Regions from separate parts of the Homo sapiens genome. Here all the other regions are linked to region 2. The links are chromatin contacts, found by Hi-C or POLR2A ChIA-PET in ENCODE. All regions are on one chromosome and are shown on one strand. Each heading gives the region's core, a stretch centred on a gene start or an enhancer-like site at or near the end of the contact. The rest is flanking DNA. Distances are from core to core; before and after follow the strand shown. Region 1 overlaps ERCC6L2-AS1 (ERCC6L2 antisense RNA 1). Region 2 holds the start of LINC00092 (long intergenic non-protein coding RNA 92). Region 3 overlaps ERCC6L2-AS1 (ERCC6L2 antisense RNA 1).

The links. Hi-C counts contacts between places; a loop is a spot of excess contacts on that map. ChIA-PET counts read pairs that join two places held with the same protein, here RNA polymerase II (POLR2A). Pooled maps may share reads with other maps.
Region 1: a map of naive thymus-derived CD4-positive, alpha-beta T cell shows a loop between it and region 2 (2.2-fold over the local background). The contact joins the enhancer-like site here to the promoter of LINC00092 in region 2. A Hi-C loop is called at or near these places in 1 of 168 maps with a recorded cell type or tissue (naive thymus-derived CD4-positive, alpha-beta T cell), 5 of 37 single-sample maps with no recorded cell type and 9 of 50 pooled maps. POLR2A ChIA-PET finds 5 or more read pairs at or near these places in 2 of 52 experiments (HCT116 and activated CD8-positive, alpha-beta memory T cell).
Region 3: a loop to region 2 is called in a map with no recorded cell type, with 2.0 times the contacts of the local background. The contact joins the enhancer-like site here to the promoter of LINC00092 in region 2. A Hi-C loop is called at or near these places in 4 of 37 single-sample maps with no recorded cell type and 9 of 50 pooled maps. POLR2A ChIA-PET finds 5 or more read pairs at or near these places in 1 of 52 experiments (Panc1).

Annotation. Positions count from the first base shown.
Region 1 is chr9:95,821,138-95,824,909 of GRCh38, reverse strand. All of the region lies in intron 2 of ERCC6L2-AS1 (ERCC6L2 antisense RNA 1), which reads left to right. Among named protein-coding and RNA genes, the nearest start is that of ERCC6L2, 53 kb to the left of the region's middle. RefSeq lists an enhancer at 1,617-1,826. Within about 2 kb of position 1,934, at least 3 of the 41 ENCODE cell types and tissues checked have a DNase peak (open chromatin) inside an H3K27ac peak, as active enhancers do.
Region 2 is chr9:96,020,159-96,023,588 of GRCh38, reverse strand. It overlaps LINC00092 (long intergenic non-protein coding RNA 92), which reads left to right and starts at 1,778. Exons shown (of 2, transcript NR_024129.2): 1 at 1,778-2,004; 2 at 2,308-3,430. It overlaps LOC105376159 (a long non-coding RNA gene), which reads left to right. Exons shown (of 2, transcript NR_188619.1): 2 at 1-329. It also overlaps a transcript of ERCC6L2 not described here. RefSeq lists enhancers at 356-856, 2,289-2,338 and a silencer at 2,549-2,598.
Region 3 is chr9:95,855,952-95,859,373 of GRCh38, reverse strand. All of the region lies in intron 1 of ERCC6L2-AS1 (ERCC6L2 antisense RNA 1), which reads left to right. Among named protein-coding and RNA genes, the nearest start is that of ERCC6L2, 18 kb to the left of the region's middle. Within about 2 kb of position 1,979, at least 3 of the 41 ENCODE cell types and tissues checked have a DNase peak (open chromatin) inside an H3K27ac peak, as active enhancers do.

The sequences.
Region 1 (3,772 bases), core at 685-3,184, 200 kb after region 2:
CTCAGCCTCCGGAGTAGCTGGGACTACAGGCGTGCACTACCACGCCCAGCTAATTTTTGTATTTTTAGTAGAGATGGGGTTTTGCCATGATGGCCAGGATGGTCTCTATCTCTTGACCTCGTGATCCACCCACCTCGGCCTCCCAAAGTGCTGGGATTACAGGTGTGAGCCACTGCACCTGGCCTTCTCTCTCCTTTTAAGGATTGTACTCAGGATTACAAGATACTGCACATCAAAAAATGAATCCCAATATGTGGTCAATTGAGGAACTTGAAAATGTCATGCCAATAATAAAAGCTTGCGCACAATAACTGAAGTTAGAAGGAGGTAAATATTGCTAAAATATTGCGGATTTAAAAAGATAATCTAACCCTTTATTATTTTATGTGAGTCTCATGTTCCCAAAAGATAAAAGAATTTAGAAAAAGGCCAGGAAAAGTGGACAATACACCTAAAAGAACACAATCACCAAATTCTATGAAATGCATCCCCTTGAGGGGAGCTTGACCTGAAAATTGTGATTTGGAGTGGGAAAGGGTGTGTCTGAATATGTTTTCATCTTGTGGTCTTTGGTTCTCCTAGGATGCAGTGGAAGAAAATTAGGACACTGATAAAATTTTAAGAGGCATAGAGCCCCCGCGATATTTGAGCAGTGAAAACGCATGGTCATTAGCACAGGTTTCACCATGAGGCTCCCGGGAGGACTCCTGCTTACGCCTCCAGGCTCACACCTCCCTCCATCCCTCCCAGCCTTTGTTTCAAGAACGTCCACTCATTTGTAAACTGTATATTTTGTTGCTCTGTGTCTCCAAAACCCGAGCATATTGCCTGGAGCACAGAAGGCATACAGTAGATATTTGTGGCATAGGTAACTGAATTAATAAAAACTTAGCCATTCAATATAGATTGGATCCAATTTATTTTTTTTTTTCTGATTTCTTTGTATCATAGAGGCTAGGACTGCTGTGGTGGAAAGTAATCATAATAGCTAAATATGTAAGGAGCATGGTTTTCTTGGATAGTTAGAACATGCCCCGCTTTGTCGGACTAGTCTAATGGAGAACTCCAGGGCCATGAGGCTCACTCCCTGAAGAGCAGCAATGTGGGAGGAACTCAGCACTCGGAACCCCGTTGATTATTACCAGGAGTGGAGAAGCTCACTCACATTCTGCCATGTTTGAACACCTGTGTAGCAGGTGGCAAAACAATCAGCTCATACATCATTTTCCAAATCTTGAGCCCTACCCAAATTATATTCCCACAGGATAAAATATTGGTCGTATTTCCTAGGGGCTTCACGCCTGGAGAATAGGAAAGCCCAGGTCCTTTGCTGCCAGCTGGGACAAGCTCTGACGGGTGCCTTATCCTCTTGAGGTCCCTGCAAGATCAGGCTGGCGCCACCCCACGGGTCGCAGCCTGAGATAACCCCTGGTGTGGCTCTTCTCCTCCTCATCATCCTGCTTCCCTCACTCCTGCCCAGCCTTCCCTGGCGCACTTCCTTAGTAAACACCTCCTACCTCCTCTGTCCTCACCTTACAGATTTGTTTCTGGGGAACCTGACCTTACCCACATGCTTACTCTGAGGGACACAAAGCTGTGTGAGGCGCAGTAACAACCCCCAAGGAGCTTTCAATCCAGTTGAACTTGGCTTGAATTGCATCTGTGCTTCTTACAGGAGGGTGGGCCTTCAATAGAGCTAGACAGAGCCTGATGACACAGGCGTTTGGGAATCTTGAGGACAAACCTGTTTTTATAAAAATCTGCCTGCCTCGTGCATGGCAGCAGGTTTGACTCTGGCCTTGCTTCACTAAATTAAGCAAAAACAAGCATTATCAAATGTTTAGATTTCCTGGAGTCTCTGGCTTCAAGTAGCTTGATGATTCATTTCTGACAACCTCATAAAACCAACCTCTAGCCACGTCCAGGCTTAAGCTTTGTGGTGGTGGAGTGGGTTTTCCCTGTTGTATTTTTAACCTAAGAACAGAAGCAATGCTAGCCACACTGATAAAAACAAGTGAAGAGTTAACTTTCAAGATGACCACAGTCAGATGGTAGCGTGGAAGCCACCAGAGCCACTTAATCTTCCCAGATGATGGATCACTGCAGTACCTAAGTCTCTCATGTGGATTTCTGCCACAGTCCTCTGCACACACTCACTAAAGGGATTTGCAGTTCATGGGTCCAACACAGCAGCATGACCATTGGTTGGGCAGGGCCAAAGGCCCTCGAGGCAGAAGGGTTACCAGGAGAGTCACGCAGCCTTTACCGTCGGGATTTGTGAAGACAGTCACAGTTGGCGACAAGGGTTTTCAGAGTTCTTGGTGTTACTTCACCACCCTCCCCTGCTCTGAGCCCACTCTTTCCTCCCCTGTCCTCGTTCTTAGCTCCTGCTGTTGCCTCCTTTTAGCTCTCACACATTCTCCCTTCTTCCGGTTCTGCCCCAGATATTCTCCCAAGCTCTGTCCAAAAAATCACCAGTTTACCCCTTGAAATTATTTCTCAAGAACTATTTTCCCCCAAGAAGTTGCAAGCTGCTGCATCCCACCTTGGTGAGCTGAGAGCCTGGAGATCAAGACCTGGGCGAGCGGCCAGACCCCTCCTGGCTTCATGCTCAAGTCTTTTTTCAGACGCCCTGAGATCAAGAACAAGGGCACATTCTTAGTTCATGGCCTTTTACAAAATGCTACAGATAATGGAATTTAGATGATGCAACCATTTTACTTGGAGTAGAATGTGTTTTTAGCTGAGGGGGTTTTCAGGGGAAACACATTATTTAGGTTTAGAGGGTATCATGCTTGTCAAAAGCAATTAAATGGGACATAGAGCCCTCAAAGAAATGTTCAAATATAATCTGGACATGGTTTGGGTATCTGAATAAATGTAAACTTGACCAAGCCTTCTTGTTTAAGAAATATAGCCTAAAACATACTACTCTTGATAAAAATTGAAGTTACTAAAATGTTCTGATTTAACGTTGCTTCCACCGGCTAGTTGTTGCTTTATAAATGTCATTTGCCATGTAATTCCAAATGACTTTACAGACTACAGAGCATGGGATTATTGTGTCAAAAGGAGGCTTTCATGATCTCACATAAGCCAGAAAGACTTTATTTAAACTTACGTAGGAAGATGTATTGGTTGTTTGGCCCAAGAAGGTCTTATTTGAATGACAGCATTTAGGGGACCACATGACATTTCTATAAAACTAGACTAGAGTTGATAACAGATGAAGGATTAATTTGTTGTTTTTGTAGTCAATATAGTCCCAAACCATGGATATATTGCTTAGATCCACTTATACCATCAAGCCAGCCCAAGACAAAATTACTACTCTAGTTGTCTAGCATAACCAACTACTCCAAATTTAGTGACATAAAATAGCCTTTATAGTAGGCTTACAGATTCTGTGGATTGAGAATTTGGAAAAGACAGAGTAGAGATGGCTTGTCTCTGTTCTGTGGTGTCTGGGGCCTCAGCTGGGAAGACTGGAACAACTGAGGCTGGAGGATTTACTTTGAAGATGGTGTCTTCTCTCGCATGCCTAGCTGGGCTGCTCCAAGCCGGACTTACTGGGACTGTTGACCAAACCACTTACAAGTATGGGGCCTCTCCACGTGGCTTGGGCTTCTCATAGCACGGCTGATAGGTTCCAAGAGGAAACATTCTAAGAGCAAGTATTTCAAGCACAAGAGTCCAAGAGACTAGAAGAGATAGAAGCGGTGTCACTTTCTCTGACCTAGCAGCGGAAGTTATATAGTCACTTTCTTCATAC
Region 2 (3,430 bases), core at 529-3,028:
TTTTTTTGGTGTTAATATAGAAAACATCAAAAACACAGTTAAAAGAATGAAGCATGTCTACATACGTGTGGCCAGAAAGACTGACCAGAAGCTGGTAGCAGTGAGGGATGACAGTGCTTGCCCCTGGGTTGAATAGTGGAAGAGTTAGGGGGGAAACAGTCTGCTCTTTGAGACCCTTTCAATTTCATGTGATGGATTTACAGAGACAGATGAATTAAACATTATATAAAAAAGGAATAAAACCACTGGTAGGATCTGTATTCCAGGAAGAAAAAAGCATATTACATAATAGGTCAATGCACAGAAATAAAAAAAGGAATTTAACTAGAGCCTATGCTAATCATAAATCCCTTCCCTGTTCCAGAGTCCTGTTGTCTCTGGGGTCTTGGCCTGTCTTATCTAGGCCATGGAGTGGTGGGGGTGGGATGCTGCTAGTTCCTAGGCAGGAAATAGTGGCCAGTTACCCTTGTGGTGTCATTTCTGGGTCCTGGAAAGGAGACCACTGCTGACCCCTGACTCACCAACCAACAATTATTGATGGAAATCCCACCGGCCTCCCCGGACAAAGGCAGCCCAGACCTGGACTCATTCACATGTAAAGGAAGTGGCCAGAAGTGGCTGCTGTTGGCAGGGGTGAGGGACGGGAGAGCGCGCTAAGTGGCCTGTGTCTGTGGGGGAGGGAGAGGGTGGAGCAGCACAAGCCGGCCTGAGGTTAGGAGCCTGCGGTATCTCCAGGAAAGCAGAGGCGGCTGTGGGGGGCGCCGGGGCTGAAGAGCCAAGTGTGGAGACTGCTCCATCTTGCCCATCTCCAGAAACTCAGACCACCCATCCATTAAAGGCAGGTGGATGAGCAAGGGGGCCTCGCAGGCATTCCAGATCACACTGAACCTGTGCCCCACTGCCTGACCCATTCAGCATCCCTATTAACAGACACTCGCTGCCGTCTGGCCCGGACCCGGCTGGCGCTGCGGGTCCTTCCACCCCAGTTAGGAAGGGTCATGGCTCCCGCGGAAGCCCCTGCCAGGGTGAATAAACTCGGCGTGGGGCTGACGGGCTCTGAATTACTCCGTTGCTTACAAGCCGAGTGCCCCTCTGTGCCTCAGTTTCTCCCTCTATAAAACAATACGAATACCGGCCCAGAAGCGTTGTTGGGCAGATTAAACGAGAAAATCCACTGGAAGTGTTTAACAAACGACACACAATACGGGCTTCATACCTGCCAGCCGATGTCCCCTGCAGCCTTTATTCCCTACCCAATTCCCCTTAGCCTGCTATGTGGAGATACAGGAGGCTTGCACCCGCCGCGGTCCCGGTGTATTTTAACGGGCTCCCGGGGAAGCGGTGTGGAAAATGGATTAGGGAGGGAGGAGGCCAGAGCCTCGGAACCCGGGGAGAGGTCTGCAGGCATCCAGTTGGGAGCTGGAAGGGCGGGACAGGGCCCTTGGCAGGGGGATCCAGGAAATATTTTGGAGAAATTCTCTCTAGGACTTGGTAACAGGTTGAGAGCGGCCACTTGGCCGGGGGCGCCGGCTTCGGAGGCGGGAGGGAGGTGGAGGAAGGGAAGGCAGCTGCAGGGCCGACCTGCGGGGTGGGCGTGAGGCCGGGGGATTGGGGCCGCAGGGGTTCGGCCTGGAGGAGCGGCGTGGGGGCGCCGGGGCCCTGATTCCATCCTGGGCGGGTCGGCCCCGCAGCCGCTGCGCTCGGAACCCCCTAGGCGCCCCGCAGTACCCGGCGTCCTTCCTGCCTCCTCCTCGCCCCTGTCCTCCGTCCGAGCCCCAGTCCCGCCGACCCTGCCGGCGCCTCCGCCCTCCCGCCCTCCCGCCCTCGGTTTCCCACGACCTCGGCGCGACGCGCGCGGGATCCAGTGGAGACTGCTTTCCCATAGGCCGCCATCCAGGGCGGGGAAGGGAGCGGACCCTCCCGGCTCCAGGTGCCTGGGCCCCCGGCGGCCTGCGGAGGCCTCGCCCCACGCCACCCGCCCACTGGCCTCGTCTTCGCGCGGGGGTGAGAGCAAAGGAGGCACTCGGCCCATCGCCAGCCCGGGTCCCCTTCCTGCCCGTCGCTATCCGAGAATTTGCCCCGTGTCCCCCAGGCCGCGGGGGTCCGGAGAACCGAGGGGCGGACCCCGCAGAGGGCTGCGCCGCCCTCCCTTCTCTCCCCGCGGGAAGCAGCCCCCAGGACCGCCCCTCGCTCCCTGCCCGGGAGGGACTGGGCTTCCCCGAGGTGTGCGGCTCCTGGAGAACTCGCTTTCCCGTTTCCAGCCGGCCAAGCCATCAGTTAATCGCTTGCTTTCTCTTTTCTTTACAGAGAAAAGCAGCCTGATTCGGAGGAACGGGTTGCTTGGGGCGGCTCCCAGCTCGAGTTGTGGGCCCCGCCGCGGGTGCCCTTCGGAAACGCGCTGACACCAGGCGAAGCCGCCTCTGCCCGGACGCAGCCCGACACTTGGCCCGCGGGGTTCCCCGGGACGCCTGAGAGTAATGGGCGCGAGGGGGAAAGCCGAACGGCCTCCCTGTGCCCGGCGCAGGCGGTGCCCCCTAGCTGGGTTCGCCGCGGCGGCGCTGCGAGCCCCCGACACTGAGGACTTTTGGTCCAACAGTCCGACGGGGCCCGGTGCGCCGTTCCCTCCGCCCTCTCCCCGCTCCCCGGCCCGCGCGTCTTGGAGGGTGGGTGAATTGTCGGAAGCACTCTACGCCTGGCCAACCCAAACCAGGAACCTCCGCACCAAACAGCCCACGTTGCTGCTGCTCTGGGGTTTTAACGGCCAAGGGAGACTGGAGAAGGGGTGTTCTGCCTTCCCATTCTCTTAGGCCCGTCCACTCCCCATCCCCACAGTTTGGAAGTGGCCTTTTCTGAGGACTCCAGCGCAAAGCATGTTTCTCCTTTTGAGCTGCGGAAGCCTTGCTTGTTCCCGCCATTGGGAGGGCATTCCATCATCTGCAGCTGCCTTCCTCGGTGGGCCTTGTCCCTTAGCGTCCACCTAGGGGACATTCTAAGCTTCTTGAGACCTGCTTGTCCACCCCAACATGTCTCAGCATATGGCTGTGCCCTAAGGGGTCTTTGAGGGCATTTTAGGAGGTGAGCGGCGCCCCTACCTGGGCTCCGCGGGGCCGATTCGGTTTGCCCTTTGCTGGCATGTCAGTGAATTAACTGCTGTCCTTGGGATGACCTGCCCTATGATTTGGCCTCTGGAGCATCCCGGGTGTGTATTTCAGAACTCCTCCCATCTTATCCACCTGCTGAAGGCCTGGCCCCCTGATATGGTTTGGCTCTGTTTCCCCACCCAAATCTCACCTTGAATTTTAATAATCCCCACGTGTCATGGGCGGGACCAGGTGGAGGTAATTGAATCATGGAGGTGGTTTCCTGAACGCTGCTCTCGTGACAGTGAGTTCACAAGATTTTTTTTTTTAACGGAGTATCACTCTGTCAC
Region 3 (3,422 bases), core at 730-3,229, 160 kb after region 2:
GTAACAAACCAAGTGTCAACAGAGCAATATGAATAGATCTTAAAAACACAGTGCTTTGGGAGGCTGAGGTGGGTGGATCACCTGAGGTCAGGAGTTTGAGACCAGCCTGGCCAACGTGGTGAAACCCCATCTCTACTAAAAATACGAAAATTAGCCAGGCGTGGTGGCGGGTGCCTATAATCCCAGCTACTAGGAGGCTTAGGCAGGAGAATTGCTTGAACCCGGGAGGCTGAGGTTGCAGTGAGCCAAGATCGCGCCATTGCACTCCAGCCTGGGCAACGAGCAAAACCCTGTCTCAACAAAACAAAACAAAACCACAGCGCTGAGTAAAAAAATAAGAAGTAGAACAAAGTCTAATAAGATACAGTAGACTATATTATTATATTTTGCAAGAGTATGTATACACGTGTTAGACTTCAAACTCAGAGCAGTTGTCTATGGAAAGGGGAATGGGAGAGGGAACGGTAACAGAATGAGGTGAAAAAGGAATAAATATCTAAATTAAGTGTTTTGCTTCAACTCTAATGATCAGGTGATATGAACTGAGGAATATGATTAGTTCAACTCTGGCACTGAGGTCATTTGAAAATATTGATAACATATAATATCTGTATTTGATGAATGTGCAGTGTAAATGAGGAAGATGACACAAGATTTACTTTATAGTAAAAACATGCTGAGTAATATAAGTCAAGTAAATGTAGGTGTGATCAGAGATTAGTGTAATCAGAAAGAAGGCATTCTGGAAGAGATAAGCTTTTAGCTGGCATTGAAGAATAGTTATATTTAGATGTGTCAGTTAGATAAAATATTATTCTACACAAGGTAAACTTTGAGAAAAGTCAGAAAATGGAAAAAGTTCATGTCAAGTGTGAAAAACCAGTGATTAAGTTTTGCTGGAGTATTTGCGCCTGAAGGGGATTAGTGAGAGAAAGGGTTCCTGGAAGATTTTAAAGGTGAGGCTAGAGAGTCCAGTTATTCCAAGGCAGTAGAGATCCACTGAAGACTTTATAGCAGGAGAGTGACATCCCAAGGACACAGGGGTCATTGCTGATGCTCCCAAAGTGCCTGCTGATCTGAGCTGCCAGGGTCATTTGATTAGTATCAATGACTTCAGGGACTCATCTAGAGTTCTCACATTTCCTTGTACTTCATTTGACTGAAGAATAAAGGACTTAGAAAATTGGAGCCCTAAGAAACAGTGAAAATAAGTCTGGGAAAATCCCTGGAGCCTAAAATTAAGCTCTGCCTGTTCTTGGTTTCTTGTTGCTCTCTGGCAACTTCATTAAGTTTCTATTCCTCTTTCCACTCCAACATATTGCAGCCCTTTGATGCCTTTAGATTAGCAAGTTCAACACCTTCTTTGGACTGTAGGTATGAAGACCCAGTTTTGAGCTAGGCTGACATTGGACAAGCTGCAAGGCCAGCAGTTCCTGCATCAGGTCAGCACAGGGAAGTAGGTATTAAAGAGCTGAGCCAGAGCCCTGGGTGCCAGGGCTGGGAAGAAGGCTGGTCTGGCAATCTCAGAATGGCATGGTATTGATAGGTGAGAGCAAACACTCATGATTATGGAGGTCTAACTTGAAGTTGCCAGGTTGTCGTGACCTACAGACTTAGTCTCATTGTTCTTTAAACTTAGTTTGAAAATTTAGAAAGCAACAGAATGAAAAAAGTTCCGCTTAGTTATCTTGCCTTCTCTTGTCACTCAGGTGAGAATGTGAATGCAACTGGACTCTTTTTCTCCTTGCCCAGTTCCTACACGTAAAGATTCCTTTACCAGGAACAGCCCTTAAGTCTTTCATGTCAGTTGTTTAATTCTCTGGAAACTGACCTCTGTTTCCCCATATCCTTCTTGCCTAACTTGTAGATTTCCTGGAGTTTGTCTCCCTGCAGCTGAAATTCTGGCAGCCAATAGGGGACTCAGCCTCACCCCAGTCTCTAGAATCAAACCAGGTATTAATAGGAGGGATTAAGTTGCTGTGACTCAACGCTTAGGCACTCTAGCAGCAAAGATGCTTGATGTTGTCCAGCCCTGATCTTGGGCCCCAGTTTTCACAACAGGCTTCTATCTTGCTCCAATCTGCTCTTTACACAGCTGCAAAAGCCCCTGCCTTGGCAACGTTCCTGGTAACAAGATCCCTCTGGGGAATGGCTCAGCCTTGGTCTTCCACTCCTCCTCCCCCCCATCACTTCTGCTGCCCCTCATATACTGAAGCCTTGCCCTTGAACACTGTCTTCTTGATATTTACACGTTGTGCTCAGTATGATGCTTGGGTCACAGACGATTAGTAAAGACATGAACTATGTTCATCATTCCTAGGGGGAAGGGGAAGGGCCAGGGTTCACTAAAAGGGTGTCATTCATTGCTGATGTCCTAGAAACTGCAAACTGCCAATTTGAGTTTAGGAAACACCTATTATTCTACCTTGATTGTATCTAAAAATGGGGTGAGAAGGAAAGTGGTTTAGTGAACTCCACCCTCAGGAATAAATGCAGAGGGCAACACCTCAGTGAAGTGTGGTGGTCTGCAATGTATATTTCAGACATCTGCCATTCCATGTCCTAGGTATGTACCTCTACCCTGCCCTTGGAATAGGAAAGTAGTCCTTGTATTCAAGCCAAATTGATATTAGGAGATCCACATATGATCTTATCAGGGACACTACAGTCTGTACTCTCTTTCTTTGCTGCCTTTCAGGGAACATATACCAGACCTAGAACACTGATGACTATTCAGGAAAGGTATGGAAGAGTGGGCACAAGGTGGGACCCTGACTATTTTCTGGAGTCACCACCAGCTGGGACCCAGTTCTGCTGACTGTTGTAGTCCTGTTGTAACAATTGCTTTCATGTTTGCTAAAATAAATAAATATCAATGTGTTTAACCAATAATGATAACCACTTTGCTTTTTGGCAAATCCTAAAGAGATAAAACTAATTCATATAATTTAGCGGGGAGAGAAAAAGGCACACACAAAAGTCTCATCCTCCTAGATCCATTTACCATCTTGAAAGGGACAAGTAACAGATAACTTGTTAATTATGGAAGGATTCTATAACCTTACTCACTTCTACCAGATTGGTTACTTCATTATCCTATTTCTTTTCAGAGATCAGGAATAAGATCCTTAAATTTTTTAGGTTTCTGTGCTTATCTACAGATGTAGAAGAAAATGCAAAATGAGGGAGATTATGCAGTGGTATGAAACAAAATCTGAAGGGATAGAAAGGATGGCTGAGTTGCTGGAGAGGAAAGAAAGCTGAGTTCCTGGGGCCTGCTTTGAAGATGAAAGGAAGGCACCAGGAGATAAACTGGGCCAGAGATAGGTCTTGTGAGGCTTTGCAGTTAAAAAACCTGCAGATGGTTTTTGGATGGGATCAAATATCAGAAAGGCAGATAAGCCACAAACCCAAATTAGTTT